2 separate regions of the Homo sapiens genome follow, and region 1 is linked to region 2. Evidence: chromatin loops called from intact Hi-C (ENCODE). Cell type or tissue: GM12878. All regions are shown on one strand. Links, peaks and the distances in the headings refer to the core of each region. The heading gives the core; the rest is flanking DNA.

Region 1 (8,337 bases), core at 246-8,245, 64 kb before region 2:
TTGAAAAATGAGGAGTGAGTTAGACATTCCAGTCAGCGTCTATGAACAGCATGACCCACATGGGAACTGCACGTGCACAACCCGTCCCCCATGGCACGTTTCCCCAATGTGGAGCTCGGTCTATGTGGACTAAGTTACTCTGTGTCTCTGAGATCACAATGGGAATTATCATTGGAGTTCCTAAAAATCAGAGTTTGTATGTCCAGAAAGAAAGATTCTGTCTGCTTGCCCAATCATTGACTGTAGCAGGATTTAACATTAGTATTCAAATTATTAAAGCTATAAATTAAGAATCTCCATTTTTCTGAACATTTAAATTCAGTTTGCAAATCTTCTTTCTTTTTTATTTAGAAATATAGCAATTGTCCAAAAATCAGAAGAGCTATTTTCACACTCCTTGATAAATGTTTAAATTAGTTCATAAGTTAAAAAACTAAAATGTCCTATCTTAAATAACAAAATTTTCTTAGACACTTCGAACTACAATTAGGTATTTAACACATCTGAATTGCTCAAATGCCTATCATGCAGATTTAATAAATTTAATAAGAACATTCTTTCCTAGCATTCAATCTATATGATAACTCTAATAAACTTTAAAATATAATAAAGCCAATAACTTGTAGGTGTGTGTGTGTGTATGTGTTTTCTCTTTTTTTTTATCATTAATACTTTAAGTTCTGGGCTACATGTGCAGAACATGCAATTTTGTTACATAGGTATACACGTGCCGTGGTGGTTTGCTGTACCCATCAACCCATCACCTACATTAGGTATTTCTCCTAATGTTATCCCTTCCCTAGCCCCCCACCCCCTACAGGCCCCAGTGTTTGATGTTCCCCTTCCTGTGTCCATGTGTTCTCATTGTTCAACTCCCACTTATGAGTGAGAACATGCAGTGTTTGGTTTTCTGATCTTGTGATAGTTTGCTGAGAATGATGGTTTCCAGCTTCATCCATGTTCCTGCAAAGGACACCAACTCATCCTTTTTTATGGATGCATAGTATTCCATGGTGTATATGTGCCACATTTTCTTAATCCAGTCTGTCATTGATGGACATTTTGGTTGGTTTCAAGTCTTTGCTATTGTGAATAGTGCCACAATAAACATACATGTGCATGTGTCTTTATTGTAGAATGGTTTATAATCCTTTGGGTATATGCCCAGTAATAGGACTGCTGGGTCAAATGGTATTTCTAGTTCTAGATCCTTGAGGAAAGGCCACACTGTCTTCCACAATGGTTGAGCTAATTTACACTCCCACCAATAGTGTAAAAGCATTCCTATTTTTCCACAATCTCTCCAGCACCTGACTTTTTAATGATCACCATTCTAACTGGCGTGAGATGGTATCTCATTGTGGTTTTGATTTGCATTTCCCTAATGACCAGCGATGAGGAGCGTTTTTTCATATATCTGTTGGCTGAATAAATATCTTCTTTTGAGAAGCCTGTCTGTTCATATCCTTTGCCCATTGTTTGATGGGGTTGTTTGCTTTTTTCTTGTAAATTTGTTTAAGTTCTTTGTAGATTCTGGATATTAGCCCTTTGTCAGATGGAAGGATTGCAAAAAATTTCTCCCATTCTGTAGGTTGCCTGTTCACTCTGATGGTAGTTTCTTTTGCTGTGCAGCTCTTTAGTTTAATTAGATCCCATTTGTCAATTTTGGCTTTTAATGCCATTGCTTTTGGTGTTTTAGACATGAAATCTTTGCCCACACCTATGTCCTGAATGGTATTGCCCAGGTTTTCTTCTAGGATTTTATGCCCAGGTTTTCTTCTAGGATTTTATGCCCAGGTTTTCTTCTAGATTTTCTTCTAGGTTTTCTAGGTCTTATGTTTAAGTATTTGATCCATCTTGAGTTGATTTTTCTATAAGGTGTAAGGAAGGGGTCCAGTTTCAGTTTTCTGCATGTGGCTAGCCAGTTTTCCCAACACCATTTATTAAATAGGGAATCTTTTCCCCATTGTTTGTGTGTGTCAGGTTTGTCAAAGATCAGATGGTGGTAGACGTGTGGTGTTATTTTTGAGGCCTCTGTTCTGTTCCATTAATAAAGTCAATTACTTTAATCTCACATATCTTAAAATCAGATAAAGCATATTTAAAGTGGTATAGTAATGACAAAACTTACTACATTCATACAATCCCTACAAATACATACCCTACATAACAATAGCAATATTACATTAGAATTTTTGTTCTGGATTTACACACTTGCCCAGTGAAGGCCAGCATTAGCACCTCTGGCTGGCCACAGGAACTGGGACATGTCCACTTAAAGATTTTGACATTGGACTGGCCACTGCTGACCAGATGATACTGCCCAAGCCACAAGCCAACAAGTTGAGCCCTGATTTAACTTAGACTCTGTCTTCTTATCCAATCACTTACTGAAATACTTTCATAACGTTTTTCTGCATACCCACACTCCTCTCCAATTCCCTGCCCCACCCAGATTGCAACACTTTTATGTCTTTTCATTCGTGAAATTCTGTACCCTTTAATATTTTACTTTGACATTTGTTTTATCATTTCTATAATCATTTGTTTATACAAGGCTAACTCGGGGGGGAATTAATTTTGAATTATAAATTCACAAAGGCATTAGACACTTGGCTAGAGGATGAGCTGGAGATAAAAATTATTCTTAGACTATAAAGTATCTAAAATAAAGAAAAAAGAATTTACAAACATCTTGAAACTATAGGTTAAGGAGTTTCCAATTGTTTCTGACATGCAGGGATTGACAAATAAAAAACATTTCAGTGCTGGTTGCTAGCTTAAGATTTCTAAAATGTCACTGCATTTGTCTCTGTCCAATGCAGACCTCACTGAGGATATGCAGATGCTGTTACAGTAACAGCAATAATCCAAAATGTAATGACTTATTACCCCTACCTGCTCGTGCAAGACCTTGGGCACCTCTAAATTCCATCCAAATATTTCCTGGGGTCCCCCACAAATGTCTCACATGTTTTCATAAACAAAATCACTTATGCAGTTGAGGCAACATTTTTATTTTTCAGAGACAGGATCTCATTCTCTTGCCCAGACTGGAGTGCGGTGGTGTGATCATAGCTTACTGCAGCCTCGACCTCCTGGGCTCAAGACCTCTGAGTAGCTGGGATTACAGGAATGAGTCACTGCACCCAGTCCTAATTTAATTTAAGCATTTTTCAGAGACTGCCCCAATGTGCTCCAGACCCCGGATGACATGGGTTCATTCTGCAAGAAGGTTTCCAGATTAGAATCCCTTTGGGTACGGAATTTGGGGAAATAGTTTGGGGAAATGATTCTTTCAGCTTTTCTTTTAGCTTTTAGCTTTGCAGGGATTCAGCTAAGACAAGAGCTAAATAGGGCAGGCAGGGACTGGGAAGGGAAATATAGAGAAGAAAAAAATGTAAGAGATGATAAGCACCAGCATTCACACATGAAGATGACACCTTATGATGGATTGTGGTGATGGGGATTAAAGAGGAGTCAAAGTGAAATTAGAGTTTCTCGGCTGTTGCCAGGACAGTAAATAACAAAGAGGGAGGATGGATTGTACACAGGAGAAAGATAAGAACTTTTCTCTCAACTTCCTTCATGTACTTCGGCATGCGTTCACACAAACCTCACCTCGACGTTTTGAGAAGGAAATGTATTTGTGGTTCTTCAGTTGACATCTATTTTCTCATGTGTATTTTGCAAGCTTTGTAGCCCTAAGATAAAGTCAAAACAATGAAATTCTGTTTATTAGTGTTGTTACAGTTATTAAACTCCATTTTCTCTTTTGGGAAACATCAGTTCCATTAGAATTAGAAGATTGTCCCCAAAAATGTTTTCACAAGGATATTTGAGGATGCTTTTTTCATGATGGAAACGAATCGAAACAAATGTCCACCAGTGAGTGAACTGGGTAAATTAAGATCTATACAGATGATGAAGTCATTAAGAATGATCCATTCATCCATTCGTTCATTCAACATTTTTTTTTTGAATGGTAACTGTATGTCAGGCACTATTCTAGTTTCTTCAGAGGTAAACAAAGCCGGCAAAATGTTCTGCTCTCCTTGACCTTACAGTCTAGTGGAGAGAGACAGTAAACAAAATAAGTAAGGAAAATATATGTTAGATGTCAAGAAGCACTATGGATACAAATAAAGCAGGCAAGAGGATTAGGGAGGCCAAAGAAGGATGCCATTTAAAATAGGGAGATGAGGGAAGATGACATTTGAGTAAAAATGTGAAGGAGAAAAGGGAGAGCCACATGGATATTAGGGTAAGCTGCCTTCTAGGCTTATGGAAGAGCAGATGCAAGGGTGCTGAGGCAGGAGCAAGCCGGATGTGCCCAAGGAACAGAAAGGAGACTGGTTGAATAAGAGAAGTAAGTGAGCAGCAGAGAAGTAAACTAGAGGATCAACAAGATCAGAGATGCCAAGTTACACAGGGCTTGTCATAGACTTTAGTTTTTATTCTAAGTGACATGGGAGATCTTTGGACAATTTTGAGCAGACAAGAGCCATGATCTTATTTATGTTTTACAGGATCCCTCTGGCTCCTTTGTTAAGATTGGGTATAAGGGGTTGGGCACGGTGCCTCATGCCTGCAATACCAGCACTTTAGGAGGCCAAGGTTGGAGAATCACTTGAGGCTAGGAGTTTGAGACCAGCCTGGTCATCATGGAGAGACCCCGTCTCTACAAAATATTTTAAAAAATTGTTTTAAAGTATGGCTAGAAGGAAGATAAAGGCAGTAGAAAGGTTACCAGTTAGGAGGCTATTAGAATAACCCAGGTGAGAAATGATGATTCAGAATGGTAGCCATGAAGGTGAAACAGTTTGAGTAAGATCTGGATACATTTTGAAGGTAGAGTAGATGGAATTTGCTGACACATTGGTTTAGAGGTCTGAGAAAAAAATAAGGAGGAAAAAAATGACTCCAAGGTTTCTGGCCTAAGCAACCAGAAAGATGGAACAGCTATTTACCGAAATGGGAATTCTGCAGGAAGAACAAGTTCCATTAGGTTAAACTCTAGTGCCATTTTTGCAGGTTCAAAACATTTGAATATCCGTCTTTTCATATAGTTTAACCTAACGTAAATGTATGTTGACATAGAAAGATATCCTGGAAATATTTTTGAGTGGAAAAAGGAGCATACAGAATTGCCAAAAATCATATGATTCTATTTACAAAAAATTGAGAGTGCGTGGGGGACCCTAAGACTTGCAATGTGAAGATTTGTCTTGATGTGCTCAAGAACTTTAAAAATCCAGAGCCTTTTGGTGCTCTGGGATTGCAGAAGTAGTCTACTGCCTTCTACTAAGACTGACATTGACCTCTTGCTTGAAGACATTACAGGATCCTCTAACTTAAAGAGAGCACGAGAGCCTCTCAGGATCTACCCTATCTGTCCTGGACATCACACCAATACACAGGATCAAGTCACATGAGCCAGCATGGGAAGTGCTGAGCTTATTAAGCCAGGACAGGGTCTCTATGCTTCAAAAAAGCCACAAGACCTAGCCGACTAGTGCTAGCTAGAGCTGGGGTTTGGGGGACATGCATGGGGCTGGATCCCAAGGTGATGCGTCAAGGAAGACAAGATCAACTCAGATAAGCGGGGGAGGGCTCATTGATATGGGAGCATCATCTTGTAATTCAGAATTCAACACTCCTGCAAGGATCCCAGAAGATGATGCTGATATGCTGCTAGGAGGCTCTCAACCTCTTGGAAAATATATTTGCAATAAATTGTAGGAGAAATGCTAGAGCTGCTGCAGCAAACAGTGAAGGGGAGAAGAGGCTTGTAGAGGTGGGCACGCCAGAATGGATCTTCCACATGCAGCCAAAAAGCCTGTTCACCTGAGCAGCAAGGACAGAGCTGGTTAGAAGGGAGCAAGCCTCACTGAGAAGCTCAGTGGCATGCCCAACAGCAATGCATCATAAGACAGAAGTGGTACATTTGGATCAGAGCACTCAATGAAGCTGCATGAAGAGGTGGCCCAACCCCACATGACATCTAACAGTACCACACATGCACTCTCCCTGAGCTCACCAATTCAGCTGCATGGGGGAGGGAGATCGCTTTTGAGAAGCTAAAGGAATTTTTAAAAAGGCTAAGCAGGGCTCACCAATGGATGGTTGTCTTGGTGTGTGAGTACAAGCTAAAGACAGGTGGCTTCTGTGTCACAGCCCCTCTCACAAATGGCACTGAAAGCAGCAGTGGGGAGGGATCTCCCAGTGAGCAGAGTTTTAGGCAGCACACTTAGTCATCCACGATGTGGTAAGAGAGTAGCTTGAGTCAAGATGATAGGTGGTTTCATGGACAGTGATAAACCATGTGACTGGTGGGTTGGATCTGTCAAAAGAAAGTTTGGAAGGTCAGAGGCAAGGGGGTCTGGAGAAGAGGCTGCAGATGGACATAGGGGAGCAGAAACCACGTGGGAGGGACTTTGTTTCCCATGTTAATGTCCATCACAGAACATTCATCATAGAAGACTCACTAAACAACCAAGGAGATGGGATGATTTGACCCGTTGACAACAGCCAGCTTCTGTCACCAGCTATGCCAAGTGTTGGCACAATGGGCTCATGGACAGAGGCCATGGGGGCAGGAATGCAGGCTATATTTGGGCCCAATAGTGCTGCTATTGCTGCAACCAACTTTACAGGAACAAAGCCAACATTGAGACCCCAGTTTGGCACCGTCCCTCAAGGAGATCAGCTACTTGGTGATAACTTGACTTCAGTGGACCATTTCTACCCAGGAATGAGCAGTCGTTCATATTGACTGAGAGCAAATATGTATTTCAAGTACAAGTTTGCTCTCCTGCCTGCCAAGCCTCAGCCATCACCATGATCACAGGCCTTACTGAGTGTTGGACCATTGATATGGGATCTTGCTTAACATCGTCTTGGACAAGGGTCTTACTACGCAACAAAGGAAGTATAGCAGTGGGCACTTAACCACGGGATCCACTGGTTCTATCACATACAGTCCCGCCTAGAACATTTGTGCCTGATAAAAATTGAACAGCTTTTTGAAGGTGCAGCTGAGGCACTAGCTTAGAAGTGACACTCTGCAAATATGGAGCACTCTTCTCCAGAATGCTGTACACATCCTAAATCAATAAACATTACTGAGCTGTGTCCCCTGATATAGTCTATAACCCAGGTCCAGGAGGAACCAAGGGGTGGAAGTAGGAGCAGCCCTGTTTATCACAACTCCAGCATGGGGACTTGAAATTGCCCATCCCTGCAACAGTTGGCTCTATGGTCTAGAGATCCTGATCCCCAGAGGGCAACGCTTCCACCAGGGAACAAAGTAAGGGTCTCAGTAAACCTTAAACTGTAGCTGCCACCCAGTTACTTCAAGAGCCTTGTGCCAAGAGACCAGCAGACAAGGAAAAGGTCATCATCCTTGATGCTGTAAATCATCTGGGTAAAGTGACCCAGATCATCACAGGTGTGACTGAAGTGATACAATAGGGCAGGAAGGAATATATTGGGCACCCAAGTGATATAATGAAGCATCTGTTTATACTTCCAGGCCTAATTTTAATGGTAAATGGGCAAATGCAGCAGCCACAGCCTAAGCAGGGCATTGTGGCCAGGGGCTCAGACCTCTCAGGAATGAAGTCTGCTCACACCAGACAAGACACCTCGACCAAGACAGGTGCTAGCCAAGGGTGAAGGGAATCAAGAATGGGTCATAGGAAAGACAATGTGTATAAGTTGAAGCCTCAGGACCAGGTGCAGTAGCAGGGGCTATAGTTTATCCTAATAACCTATCTTTGGCAGAGTTATCCAGGAACCCTGGAGGAGCTTATCCCAGTTGGGATAAACTTACTATATGAAGCAAGTGGCCCCAAGTGGTGGGAGGTGTGGACTCCAGTGGCTACTGTGGTGCACTGCTCAGATCCCCCTGAATGAGGCATTTGCTTCTAGCTGTCAGGAGCATTGGCTACAAACAGCTCACAATTGAACCTCCACGGGAAAAGTTCTGAGTAGAAAGAAGCTGCTTTGCCCAAGGTTATGCCCCCCGCTGAAGACACAGGAGCAGCCCACATCCAATGACTGGTAGATAATGCAGAGTATAAGGACCACTCCCCTTGCCTTAATTTGAGCTAACTCCGAAGGGCCAGCCCAGCTCCAGAAACCATGAGATCAGCTGAGACCTCTGTTGTAGCTGTATTGCAGCTTCACTTCTGCCTTTCCCAACCCTGCTTTATTTATTTCCTCACAGATGCTCTTTCCAAGAGTGCTTCCTCATGATCCTCCCACATGCACATCTCCATCTGCTGTGGTTTAAATGTGTCCCCCAAAGTGCATGTGTTGGAAACTTAATCCCCA
Region 2 (8,337 bases), core at 136-8,135:
ATTTTTTGTATCTTTTAGTAGAGACGGGGTTTCACCGTGGTCTCGATCTCCTGACCTCGTGATCCACCCACCTCGGCCTCCCAAAGTGCTGGGATTACAGGCGTGAGCCACTGCGCCCGGCCGCCTCTATTACTTCTTTAATGTTTTAAGCACTAATTTCAAAGATTTGACTGGGTCTTTGTCTAGCTAAGGAACAAGTGATTTTATATCAAGTCTTATTTCCTGGACATAGAAGGGGGAAGGTAGAGATGAAAGAGTGGAGAATTTTGAAGCAGGCATGTGAATAAAGAAGGTAATGGCACTACCCATTGACTAAGTAATTGCTTTACATGTTACACTGTGGATGGGGGAAATCCATGCAGAGGGTGTTTCATGTTAGGAAATATGCCACTCTTTCCAAATGTGATATTTTTGAGAATTACTGTGTGTTAGGCCATTCTTGCATTGCTATATATAAAAAAAAAAAAAACGAAAACCTGAGGCTGGGTAGTTTATAAAGAAAAGAGATTTAATTGGCTCACTGTTCTGCAGGCCGTACAGGAAGCATGGTGCTAGCATCTGCATGATGTCCGGGGAGACCTCAGGAAGCTTACAATCATGGCAGAAGGCAAAGGGGGAGCAAGCATCTCACATGGTGACAGTGGGAGTAAAAGAAAGAGTCAGGGGTTGGGGAGGTGCCACACACTTTTAAACAACCAGAACTCATAAGAACTCACTCACTATTGTGAGGACAGCACCAAGTCATGAGGCATCAGCCCCCATGGCTCAAACACCAGGCCCCACCTCCAACACTGGGGACTACATTTCAACATGAGATTTGGGCAGGACAAATATCCAAACCATATCCTACTGTTCGTTCTTGGGAGATGTGTGAGTGCATTTGATCTATTATTTTTAATCCTCACTCCTACTCCTGCTGTCCAAGACCAGTAAGAAGGAGGAGGCTCATCTACCCCTCCACATTGGCAGAGGGCATGGAAGAGACAGAGCTGAAAGGGCTCAAGACTGCTCTGAACATTTATAGTAAGCCCAGGCATAGCTGCACAGGGTAGATAAGTAGTGCTGGAGTGATTAGAAACTTTCATCTACAACAGCACAGCATAGTTTTTAAAAAAATACATAGGCTTAAGAAAAAGATAAACCTGGGTTTCAGTCTCAGCATTGCCATCTACTACTTGTACTTAAATTCTCTGAACTTCAATCTCCATTTCTGCCAAACAGAGATAACATTTAGTCAACACAGTTTTCATGAAAAATGAGAAAATACATGCAAGGAATTTTATAGAATGTCTTGCACGTAGGAGGACCTCAATAAAACACATCCATTGCTGATGAGGAAATAGGTCAAATAAGGCTCTGCATATCTGGATATAAACAAAAGGTGATTGAGAGGGCTTCTTAGATATTTGTAGGTTTTTCAAAGCACTGACTTGCTTACTACTCCTGCTTTTCTTCCAGGCAGTCAAAGCATATTTCCTGACAATTGTACTGAGTGTTTTAAATAGACTGACAAACAACAGAGACAATCCCATGCAAAGCCAGCCTTCTCAGACCAGCTTGTTGCTAGCTGTGGTTGCAGGGAGCAGATTTAGATGAGTCATATGTTGTAGAAATGGGCAGAAAAGGACTGGAGTCCTCGAGACATAACCCCAGATTCAGAGTGTGACACTAAGTCTGGGGCTCTATTTGTAGTGGGTAGATAGCAGGAAGGTGTTATCCAGACTGTGGCCCAGTGAGGGGACCCAGAGTCCCTAGTCATCTGTTTCCTAATCTCCAAATTGCACTGTCCCTCCTGGAGTCATGCAGACAAAATGGGAAGGGCCTAGGCCAAAGAGAGTCAAAGAGTGAAGAAAAATGGTTAAGAATCTCCTAGGAAGCTTAGTAAACTTCTAACATCAACATTAACAAAATGTTTAAGAGAATGATAATTACAGGTGTCACAGGGCTCACTGTTTGCCTCATAAATAGGGCTAGATTCAACGTGTCTGGCATGTATCTGGAAAACTGGTGAGGTGGACCTGACAAAAGTCTCTTGGATAAAATGTATTCTAAAAGTGAAGAAAATGAGAGACAGATGACTTGACTTAGTCATTGTAGGAGGAAGTAAGTCTGAGTACAGCACTGTGTTCTCACTAAGTTTATCTACCGGTTGTGCCCAGCAAAAACGGAAGTAACGCCGAACTACAGGTGGTCCCTGATGGCCTCAGACAGACTCAGCAATAGGCATGTACAGGGTGAGCAGGAAGGAATACCTGGCAGAAACCTAGTACCCCATGGAGGGGCCTGCCACAAAAGAAGAGAACAAATGAGCATGACATTTGAGAGCTGTAGATGATCAGACTTGTTCAGTATTGCATGGGAGGCATCCTATAGAGATGCCCCATAACAGGACCTGTACCACTGGGCAGCAAAAAGAGATAGGGAACCGTGGGAGGCTATTGTGATCACAACCACTGTTTACTCATAGGCGAATGTGGCCTTGGGAAATGCCAGCACATGAGTAAATGACCATAAATGGTCATTCTTTTGACTGCTAGCTGATGGTTGAAAGCCTCAAAGAAATATACTATAGTCCACAATAACAACTAAATGCAAAGACCTCTGGAAATTTCTACAGATGTATAGACTCTGCTGTTAAGTCAAAGCAGACCTTTGTCTAGACAGCTCTGAGATAGATAACTCTTCTATTTCCTTCTGGCGTCTGCTATCTCTGGGGACTTATAAAGGACCTTGTCTTCCCTGATAAGGTGATATCATTTGATTTATGTATTAATTGGGTTGGGATAGGCTTTGTCAGTAACAGTTTTCTAAAAAAAAGAAATCTCAATGGCTTAATGCAATAAAGACTTACTTCTTGATCACATAGTGCCTGATACAAATTGGGCGGCCCTCCTCCATCTTAAATATATTCCAACTACAGCACATGGTCTCCATGATCATCATAGAAGGGAAAAGAGAGCTAGAGGATCCACAGGAAGATTTTCAGTGCCAGGCCTACCTAGAAATGTTCATCTCACTCCTGTCCATTTTCCCATTGGCCAGAATTGTCCAAGACCCACCTGGCCCATGAAGGCTTGGAAAGGGAGAGGGACACCTGACCACTGGGTGAGCATGAAGAATCTCTGCCACATATTTTCCTTAAACAATTCATCTCTCTCATTAGTTGCCTTGTTTAAATTGCTGTTGTTAAATACATTTAGTTAAGTATTGGCGAATGAATTAGTCAAGAAAGGAGAAATATATTCATCAAGGTTAAAAAAAAATTAAAAGCCGGTACCAGACACATCTTCTTCTGAGTCATCTCAGTGTGATTTATCTAGTAATGAGTTAAATGTTTGCTGTATATTTACCACGGAGTGAGACAGAGCAGCCTTTATGTTCTCAGCAACAGCTTCGAACGCTGCCAGCATTAGAACCTATTTGTTTTATTGAGAAGAGGGATTGTTGGCTGGAACACAAGGGCTCCCCATTACTCTTTCTGGAAAAAGCAATGGGAACTTTAACTTTTCTCTGGACAGCTACCAACATCTATCAGAAGAAACAAGAGTGTAACGTCTCTTTCTGAAGGGCCGCACTTAGAATGCCTAACAGCCTCCCAGCCTCTACTGGTGTCAGCAGTGGATAGAAGTCCAAATGCAAGCTATTCTGTGTTTACTGGAAGTGCTAAAGTGAATCAACCCTATAAACGGAAAACAACAAACTGACCTGACCTGGAATACTAAATGAAACCGAAGTCCAAAGGTACCAAGCTCAAAATCAAGAGCAGAGGCATTCAAGTGTACCCTCTTCCCCCCAGGATTAATTCTGAGTTCAGACAGAGACATATTCTATGACCTCAAGTAGAAGACTTCATGTCTCTGCACTTTGGCTAACTCAAGGTCAAACTCAAGTCTCTATCAAAGTTTTCTACTTCTCAAAGTTGAGTTTTCTAAAACTCTTTTTTTCAACTGACTGCTGACTTTAAATCTTCCACATGGCTTCCTTCAGCTTCAGTAGACTATCTGCTTCCTCCTAATTCACAGAGAAAACTGAGAAACGAGTGAGAAAACTCCCAACTCTGTCCACACTGCCCACAAGTTTTTCAGCCAAGTATTTTCCACTTCCTGTCCTGTTCATTCCTCCACCCACCACTGCCTGGCTTCCACCTTCGCTGCACCACTGAAGCTGCTCTGGTTAACACTGCTGCTGCCTTAACCTGAAGAACACTTGTAAATCCCTGTCTCATTTGACCTTCCCTTGGCATTCAGTACGGCTGTTGACCATTTCTTCACTTTCCATTCTGCTGGTTCCTGGTTCTCCAGGTTTCTGGTTCCCCTAACACCTACCAAGTCTCTTTAATGCCTTCTTAAATGTTGCTGTTGCCCCAGGTATCCCATTTAGCTCTCGGCTAATTCATTGAACAAGGCTTTCTTGAATGAGGAAGAACTTAGTGGAAAGGCTAAAGCCAATCAGCTCCTCAGAGTGAAAACGGGCACAAGGGTTGGCACCAGAAAAACAGAATAGAATAAGATCCACCCCTGTCCTCATGGACCTATGCTCTGGATCTCATTTGATTGCCCCAGCATCTACCCAGGCGCCCACGCTGAAAACTGTCACACTCACAGCCAAAAGATCCCCGAATACAGTCACATCTGTCTTTTGAAAATCTTTTGCATCTGCTCACTCTGCTTCCTCTGTGTGGTCATCAGCTGAGTTCCAGCTTTTGTCATCCATCACCTGGACCAATGGCAATAAATCTTCCTTGTTCACTCTGACTCCAGCCTCACGTCCCTCCAATCTTTCCTGCATATTGCATTCACAATGATTTTTAAAACACTCAATGTGGTCACATCATTCTTCATTCAAATCTTTTCAGTAGTTCCCCCATCATCTCCTTACGAGGCTTCTCATGAGCTGGCTCTCACCAGCTTCTCCTGTATCTCTTCTACTACTCTCCTGCGCACATCATAGCCTCCAAAATTAATAACCACCTTAGAGTTTCCCTGAGTGTTGACATGTTATCACACTTACACAGCAATAGCCTTAAGAAATCCTTTACAATCATGTGACTGAGATTCTTCATGTTATCTATGTAGTTTACTTTTTATACCACAAGTCTTGCACATAAAAGCACATTGACTTACTCATCTAACAGGCATCTCAAACTTAACTTATCTGACACAGAAAAACCTGCTCTTTCCTGCTCTTCTCCATCTTCACTGCTCAGGCCCGAAAACTCGGAGGCAAACACAATTCCTCTCCCTTTCCAATATGTCCAAATCAGCTGTCAACTCCATACCCAATATATAGCCCAAAGCAATCCACTTCACTCCATCACCATGGCTGTCTCCACAGTCCATGTCACAGTCTCCAGATGACTATAAAACTTCCCAGCAAGTCTCCCTGCATCCAGTCTTGCCCCCTTAGAATCCATTCTCCACACTGCAACCCACGTGATCATCTAGGAACATAAATCCTATCATGTCACTCCTTGTTTAAGACCCTCCGATGGTTTCCTTGAAACTTAGAGGAAATTTCAAACACTTTCAGAGCCCTGTGTGAATCAGCCACACCCTCCCCACTCCTCCTGTGTACCCCTGTCTTTCCCGCACCCTCTGTGCTCCAGTCACACTGAACTTCCTTCTGTCTCAAACACACCAGCCTTATTCCCACCTCAGACCCTCGCAGTGGCTGTTCCCTCTCCATGAGATGCCCTTCTTGCAGAGGCCGGCTCCCTCCTGATGTTAGATGCCAGCTTAAATATCACCTCTTCAGAAAAGCCTTTCAGGATTACCATGCCTAATGCACCTTCATCACATCACCCTGTCCTATTGGTATTATGGCTCTTACCACTGCCTGACTTTAAATCAGCTCTCTCCCCTCATGAAAGTATAAGGCCCCAAGGGCAGGAACTTGTTTATTACTATATCTAGTGGTGGTATCCAAATTATTTAACAACAGGTCTGGCATAGACTCCAACCCATCAGAAGGGATGCCCATCTGTAAACCCTCAGCTGGCCTGACTGCAAAGTAGTCACTGGACATCAGCCTTCTTGTGTCCTGCATCTGAACAGTGTGACTCTCAATACATGTCAGTTGAATGGGTGAATGAATAAATTAACAACTGTTTCTTGGTTAGGTTCACTGTTCCATCAGGAACACAGGCCTTCACTGTTTTTCTTAAAAAATATATTTATTTATATATTTATTTTTGAGACTGGGTCTGGCTCTGTCACCCAGGTGGAGTGCAGTTACATGATCACAGCTCACTGCAGCCTCAACTTCCCAGGCTCCAGCGTTCCTTCCTCATTAGCCTCACAGGTAGCTGGGACCACAGGCACATGCCACCACATCTGGCTAATTTTTGTATTTTTGGCCGAGATGGGGTTTCACCATGTTGCCCAGGCTGGTCTCGAACTCCTGAGCTCAAGCAATCCACCCGCCTTAGCCTCCCAAAGTGCTGGGATTACAGGTGTGAGCCACCGTCCCCAGCCACAGGTCTCCATTACTAAAGAAGGGTGTACTGAGCCCCTACATGTCCAGGCCTGATCTGCACCCACTGAGAGGCCCCTCGGTTTTCCTGCACAGGTTACTTCTCTTCAGGGACTGTTGTTGTTTTTAAATTTTATTTGAACCAGTAGCTCTGGAATTTGGGTAGGATGATTTCCGCCCAAGTCCTTGACATCCACCAGTGTTTACTTCCTTTTTGTGCATTCTGTGGGCACCCACGGCTGAACAATAGTGAGAGGGGCTCTGAAACTGATTTCAGAAGATGGGGTTCAAGGTCAAGCAATATCACATGCCAGCTGTGAGTCGTCAGGTCTTGGACAGATTATTTAAGTTCTCTGAGTCTACTTTTCCATCTTTAAAATAGGCACATAATAATGGCCTACCTCCCGGGATGGCTGAAGGACTGTATGAGATGGTACACAGCAAAGTATCAAACCAGCCACACCTAGCATTTGAGAGCCATATGTGTTAATTTCATTTTGCTCACCACTTCTCTTCAGAGTTGTTATGAAAATCAAATGAAATAATACACATGCAGCTGCTCTGCAAACCATATGTAATGTTCAGATTATTGATAATAAATTATCCCTGATTTGAGAAATCAGGTGGCTTTCCAGAAATTATGAAGAGCTGGAAAGGAACTTTAGGCCTTGTGGTGGCAAAGTCAGTGCTCCAGCCAAGGAGGCCCATGCTCTGCTTAGCTAAACGGCCCTCCCTGGAGATAGCATCATTGGAGGGCAATCTTAGTATGTCATACAAGGTTGCTAGGTGCTAAAAATATAGACTTGCCAGTTTCCTACAGAGAAGGAGGGTTTTCTGCTGGGTTCAAGCATTACTCTAGCAGCAAGATCTGGGGGCACCTTCTCTTTTATCTCTCCTCCGAATCAAATGTCTTGCCCTTTATTTGAAAATAAAGCTCTCCCAGCACTTTGGGAGGCTGAGGTAGGTGAATCACTTAAGCTCAGGAGTTTGAGACCAGCCTGGGTAACAAGGCAGAGCCCCATCTCTGCAAAAAAAAAAAAAAAAAAAAAAAAAAAAGAAAGGAAAAACACTCAGCCAGGTGTGGTGGCACTTGCCTGTAGTCCCTGCTACAAGGGAGGATGGCTTGAGCTTGGGAGGTTGAGGCTGCAGTGAGCTGAGTTCGTGCCACTGCATTCCAGCCTGTCTTAAAAAACAAAAGAAAAGAAAGCTCCCTGGGGCTCTCACCTCTCTCATTCATCCAGGCTTTCCCCAGTTCCTGGAATTCTGTCTCCTTCTGCCTTCTCCGGCCACTAGACCACCTCATATGGAAATTCAGACCGTGACCTGAGCAGCCCTATGGAGCTACACATGTCACTTCCTGCTCTCTTCATAGTCACATGCTAGTACACAGCAGCCCCGACCTAGTCACAGCTACCTGCAGTGGGGCCCTCACCCTAAAAGCCCCACCAATACCGACACACAGCCAGTTACCTTGATTTGGAGACATTAAGGTTCTCAGAAGATCACTTAAGCCCTTAAATCAACAAAGTAGTTCTTGATGCGGCCCACAGCGAGGTTTCTTACCAACGCTCTGTCTAACAGCTTCAACCAACTATTTTTGCTAACTAGGTACTAAACTTTTAAAGTCATTATTTAAGTCTTTTGTGCCTCCTAAATTCACTGCCTTGGAGCAAATCCCTGGTCATGAACCTCTGGTTGCCCCCTTGCCCAGACTTTCTCAGAGAGAAAGGTAGGAATGGGTCCCAGAGTTGATGTCTCCACTTAAAACCCATCTGCCACTTACAAACTATTGACCTTCGGCAAATCATTTCATTTCTCCATGCCTCCGTTTCCTCATAGATAAAACTGGTGATGATCATGATGATG

What was found. Peaks named below come from ENCODE experiments on the same cell type or tissue, not always from the same donor. Only the 100,000 strongest peaks of a DNase experiment are listed, where the experiment ranks them.
Region 1: it touches region 2 in a loop (2.1-fold over the local background); 2 of 110 quality-filtered maps call a loop at or near these places.

The regions. Positions count from the first base shown.
Region 1 is chr6:149,145,005-149,153,341 of GRCh38, forward strand. All of the region lies in intron 1 of LOC124901426 (a long non-coding RNA gene), which reads left to right. Among named protein-coding and RNA genes, the nearest start is that of TAB2-AS1, 110 kb to the right of the region's middle. In GM12878, for the core only: no CTCF peak of the experiment used is centred there; a DNase peak (open chromatin) is centred at 3,489.
Region 2 is chr6:149,208,980-149,217,316 of GRCh38, forward strand. No RefSeq gene overlaps it. Among named protein-coding and RNA genes, the nearest start is that of TAB2-AS1, 44 kb to the right of the region's middle. RefSeq lists an enhancer at 4,113-4,232. In GM12878, for the core only: no CTCF peak of the experiment used is centred there; a DNase peak (open chromatin) is centred at 4,048; H3K4me3 peaks cover 609 bases; H3K27ac peaks cover 1,926 bases.